2 separate regions of the Homo sapiens genome follow, and region 1 is linked to region 2. The links are chromatin contacts, found by Hi-C or POLR2A ChIA-PET in ENCODE. All regions are on one chromosome and are shown on one strand. Each heading gives the region's core, a stretch centred on a gene start or an enhancer-like site at or near the end of the contact. The rest is flanking DNA. Distances are from core to core; before and after follow the strand shown. Region 1 has its middle 40 kb from the start of TMEM18-DT. Region 2 has its middle 54 kb from the start of LINC01874.

Region 1 (2,700 bases), core at 120-2,619, 200 kb before region 2:
TAAGCTTAATTTATTATTGAGAAAAGAGAAATATTTGCGATGAACTGAGTGTTGCCTAAGTGTACAGTGTATATAAAGTCAACAGTAGTGGACAGAAATGTCTGAGAGTCTAGGCCTTCACAGACACTCACCACTCACTCACCAACACCCAGAGCAACAACTTCCATCCTGCAAGCTCCTTTCGTGGTAAGTGCCCTATACAGGTGCACCATGTTTATCTTTTATACCATATTTTTACTGCACCTCTTCTACGTGTAGCTATGTTTAGATACACACTCTCCACTGTGTTACAGCTCCCTGCAGTTCCAGCACAGCCATCTGCTGTACAGGTTCGTAGCCTAGGAGCACGAGGCTACACCTTATGGCTGAGGTGTGTCATAGGCTGTAACTTCTAGACTCTGTTCACATATACCCTATGATGTTTTGATGTTTGCACAATGACAAAATTGCCTAACAATGCATTTCTCAGAATGTACCCCCAGCGTTAAGCAATGCATGACTGTACACATAAAACCTATACAACCAGGAATCAAGTGGCCAAGGCTAGAAGCACATGTGTCCAGCCATGCGTAGAAGCAACACAGAGTTTCTACTGACACCGAACTTCACTTGAGTTTCGAGGCCCTGCAAAAGGATGGTCAAGAAGCTCCACCCTCCACGTTCCAGAAATGGTTCCCTGCGAAGATCACCTTCCTCGCAGGTCGTAGAGGAGACCCAGGGGTCCTCTTTCTACCCGGGCAGGCCAAGCTCAGACCTTCCAAATTCCCTGTTCTTGTCTCACAAGTAACTGACCACGGTGGACGAGACACCCACAGTGACGGAGCCATCCAGTGCTCCGTACAGGGAGTAGCAAGCCCTGGCCTGCTTCTCCAAGCGTCTGCTAACCCCAGCCTAAGACCCCTCCCGCTGACCATCTCGCCCATCCTCCCCCATAGGGCGTCGCTCTGGCGGTGGTCATTCCTTCTCATATCAGAGAAGCACATGTCTTCCTGAGTGGGAGACGCTTCGGGGTCTCCTGGCTGGAACCTCTCCCTGTTGAGAGAACCCTTCCTTACCTGAGTTCAGATGTGTTATTTTATTGGACACAGCACCACCTAGATATGTCCTATTTATCTGCAAGGCAAGTGCAAGAAAACCTGCTAAGATAATATGTGTGATGCAATCTGCATATTGCAATGTTTTAGTTTTTTCCCATTTTATAGTCAATAACTTGGGCTTCATTTTCCGTTCTCTAAAATGAGGGCTGAGAAGAGTTAGGCAGCATGTCAGCGCTAGGTGGCGCCCGAGGATTTTTCTTTTAACAAATGATCCCAAATGTTCTGGAATTCGCGGTTCTTCCCGCCCAAAGCGCCGCCGCGTCCAAGGGCGGTTACCACACCGCGTGCCAGGGCGCGTCTTCCCTCCCGTGGGCCTCGCAGCGGTCCGGGCAGGTGGCTGAGGGTGGCCCGTGTTCGTCTTTCCCAGCTTTGTGGAGGTGTAGCTGGGCCTGTGGGCACACGGACGCCCTCCCGATTGCGCTGATGGGCCCGGGGACGGTCCCTGTGTCCCTGGAGCTGACAGAGCCGCCATGCGCGGCCGAGGACTCTGCGGATTCACCCTGTTCCAGGCTGCGCCGACTCCGCTCGCTTCACGTGTGCTGTTTCCTCACAAGTCGGGCCGGACGCGGATACACCCGCCTCCGTAGGCCTGAGCGAGCCTGAGCCCCTGGGCGCGCCGGGTCCCCGCCGAGGAAACGTCCCATGTGGAGACACGAGGCTGCTGTGGACGCGCCTCCTCCCTCTTCCCCGGCGCGGCTCCCCCGCACTGGCGCTGTGGACTCGGTGCGGCTCCTCCGCAGCGACAAAATGGAGTCATCAGGCCACGCTGCTGCGATGGAACCCGAGGCCTGCGGGGCCGGCAGAGCCCGCGGCGTGTTGGCCCTGCTCCTCAGAGGGGCCGGTGAGGGGCCTGTCTCCCCGGGGTGGGCCGGAGCCAGGATGACCGAGCATCGCAGCCGCGTGGACGGACCCGGGGTCAGGGCCCCGGCTGGACGGTGAATCCGGGCGCCTGGAGCAGCGCAGACCCCACGGGCCTGTGGGGTTGCTGGACCTTTTAACCGCGTCCCGGGCCGGGGGTCCACATCCCAGTTCCGACTGCAGCGCCACCTGCGTCCCGGCCTTGGGGGCCACCGTTTCCCTCCTGGGACGGACGGCGCCATCCCTCCGCCTCGGCTCCAACAGCTGGGGACGGCGGGGAAAGTGGCAGCCAGCGGCGTCCGGGGCCACCTGGGACCGGGCTTGTCACCTCGCATTCCAGAAAACACAAAGCCCTGAGCGCCGGGGGACTTTCTCTAAAAACACAGTTGGCCACGCCTCACTGAGTAATTCGTGCTTCTTCATTTTAACAAGACGGATCATTCGTACACCAGCCAGACCTCACTCCAGCCCTAAAAGTAACCGTAACTGTAAAAAATATCCAACAAAGCTAGATGTGAAAACTGGTATGAACTGTTAAAACAAGCATAATTTTATTTGGCTTAATTGCTAAATACACTTATATGTATTGCATAATATGCTCGATATTATACAAATATGTTTACTGAAGAGATAGCAAATGTCATATGCCAAGGCCAAATCAATTGGGGACATGAGGTATTATTGTCCATGTTAACTTTTTAAGCAAAATATATTCACCTTCAGCTAAAATTTTCATTTAAAAAAG
Region 2 (2,700 bases), core at 131-2,630:
GACTCTAATTCTATGTAAAGAGTCTTGAAGAAAAAGGAGTTGGAAGATTCATATCTACATTGCAAATTCTTGATAAAAACAGAATGTGTGTGTCTCTTTTCAACATTACGTACATTTTCCCTTGCAGAGGCGTATCCGTGTATTGGCTGGAAAGAGCTAATACCAGCTAACCCATGTGCCAGGCAACACCAGCAACTGGCAGAAGTCAGCAGCAATCCGATCCCACGTGACCGCTCCCTGAAGGCCCAGCCACGTGCAGGGGCCGCTAATCCGAGTAAAGATGATAAAGATCTCGCGTGCTGGGCATTGTCAGAGGCCACCTGGAGCGCACCGCACTGCACCTCCTGCGTCTCACTGCCTCTACTCTCTTCCGGGCTGCCTTGGAGCCAGGGAGATGGAATGTCTCATTCCACTGACATGGAACTTTGTCAATTTACCTAGTAAACATTTGCCAGTGCCCCCCACATGCCGGGTCTCGTGTTTGATGCTGGAAATGCAACTATGGAAAAGGCCAATCTTGTAGCCAAATGCAATCAACAGGCCCTGAAAATGCCCAGTGGGCTGGTGAGCGTCTACAACATCTACAACAGGCAAAAGGAAATTTCACGACGACTCGAGCCCCTGCATTCAACAGGGGGAAATGCATTCAATCCAGCAGGGAGAACCCAAGGTGAAGACAGTTCCCAGAAGCAGAAGCAACGCAGCCCCGGCACCAAGGTGTGAGCCCAGCTGTGGCCGAGGGTTCCTCTCACCTGGTGTGTGCCTCGTGCAAGGGAACCTGCAGAGACGCTGCCCTAAGACCTGCCAAATGGGGACCTGGAGATACATGTGGGAGGCAGCCTTCAAAAGGGAAACCAACCGCACACCCACCAGCAGGGAACAGCTCAGTTGACTTACGTAGAACTGAGGGAATGGCACTCGCTGCACCCCAGAAAACGAGTGGAAGATGAAAGGATTCCATGGAAAATGTCGACGATACATTTGAAGTAAAAAGGCACCTATATTCATAGCATGATCTCATTTTTAATCAGAAATATATTTGGAGAGAGGACAGAGATTAAACATAGCAGACAGAAAGTGGGAAGGGCTTATTCCAACTACTGACAGTACTTGACTCTGGAAAGTTAAACGGAGAATGACAGGAAGTTTAAATGGGATATTTGTACAAATATTTCAGGGTTTCCAACCTCGGCACTTTTAGCAGTTTAGGCTGTATGTTTGTGGCGGGCACCGTCGTGTTGTTAATTTAGGTTAAATTTGGGCTAAAGCTGCCTCCGTACTCTGAGGCCTCAGCCTAGCTCAGCATGTAAACAAACCACAAGCTGCCACGGGTGTGTATTCCGGTGACAGGTGGCTGCGTCTCAGCGAGCCAGAGCTGTAGCCAATCAGGCTATCTCTGCAGTCACTTCTGCTTTCTGCTATAAATATTCCCTGCCCACCGTGCGCCTGTTTTTGTCCTCGGTGATTCTTGGCTCATGAATCTTTTTTGCTCACTTAAACTCTGTTAAATTTAATTTGTCTAACCTTGTTTTAAACTGCGTGCACTGTAGGGTGTTGAGTGGCATCTTGGCCCCACCCATTCAGTGTCAGTCACATTCCTCCTCCAGGTGGGGCAAACAAAAATATCTCCGTACCTTGCCAAATGTTCCCTGGGGGCAAGATTGCCTCTGGTTGAGAACCTGAGAAACAGAGATGGGATTTGTGATAATTTAGAAATAAAACATAATGCAAGGTGGTCAATTATAATGGTGAGAAACAAAAAACTGCTTGGGAGCACAAAGGCGGATGTTGAATCCACCAACGTCCTTCACTTCCTTGTGCCTCAGTTTCCTCATCCACAGAAGCAGCGTAAAACACAGTAGTTCACAAGAATTGTGAGAAAAGTACCTGGTGCATAGTAGGCTCTTAAGGATTGTTAGATCCTTTTTTCCTCTTTAGTGTTGAATCTGGCTCCATCTGTGCTAGATCAGGAGCTCCCTTCACCTTGCTTACTCCCGTACTCATGCTACACACGCAGTGGAAGCTCAGTGAGACGTCTACACACACAGTGGGAGCTCACATCCATGCACACAGTGGGAGCTCACATCCATGCACACAGTGGGAGCTCACATCCATGCACACAGTGGAAGCTCATATCCATGCACACAGTGGGAGCTCACATCCATGCACACAGTCGAGCTCATATCCATGCACACAGTGGGAACTCTATCCATGCACACAGTGGGAGCTCACATCCATGCACATAGTGGGAGCTCATGTCCATGCACACAGTGGGAGCTCATATCCACGCACACAGAGCTGATGATATCCATGTACAGAGTAAGGGCTCATATCCATGCACAGAGTGAAAGCTCATTATGTGCTTATACCTACATAATCAAGCTCATATCCATGCACACAGTGGAAGCTCAAATCCATGCACATAATGGGAGCTGATATCCATGGACACAGTGGGAGCTCATATCCATCCACAGAGTGAGAGCTGATATCCATGCAAACAGTGGGAGCTCTATCCATGCACACAATGGGAGCTCTGTCCATGCACACAGTGGGAACTCTATCCATGCACACAGTGGGAACTCTATCCATGCACACAGTGCGAGCTTTATCCATGCACACAGTGGGAGCTCATATCCATGCACACAGTGGGAGCTCATATCCATGCACGCAGTGGGAGCTCATATCCATGCACGCAGTGGG

What was found. A loop is a pair of places that touch in the nucleus more often than their neighbours do. ChIA-PET counts read pairs that join two places held with the same protein, here RNA polymerase II (POLR2A). Pooled maps may share reads with other maps.
Region 1: a map of posterior vena cava shows a loop between it and region 2 (15-fold over the local background). The contact joins two enhancer-like sites. A Hi-C loop is called at or near these places in 1 of 168 maps with a recorded cell type or tissue (posterior vena cava) and 8 of 50 pooled maps. POLR2A ChIA-PET finds 5 or more read pairs at or near these places in 2 of 52 experiments (H1 and OCI-LY7).

Annotation. Positions count from the first base shown.
Region 1 is chr2:635,740-638,439 of GRCh38, reverse strand. No RefSeq gene overlaps it. Among named protein-coding and RNA genes, the nearest start is that of TMEM18-DT, 40 kb to the left of the region's middle. Within about 2 kb of position 1,369, at least 2 of the 41 ENCODE cell types and tissues checked have a DNase peak (open chromatin) inside an H3K27ac peak, as active enhancers do.
Region 2 is chr2:436,856-439,555 of GRCh38, reverse strand. No RefSeq gene overlaps it. Among named protein-coding and RNA genes, the nearest start is that of LINC01874, 54 kb to the left of the region's middle. Within about 2 kb of position 1,380, at least 10 of the 41 ENCODE cell types and tissues checked have a DNase peak (open chromatin) inside an H3K27ac peak, as active enhancers do.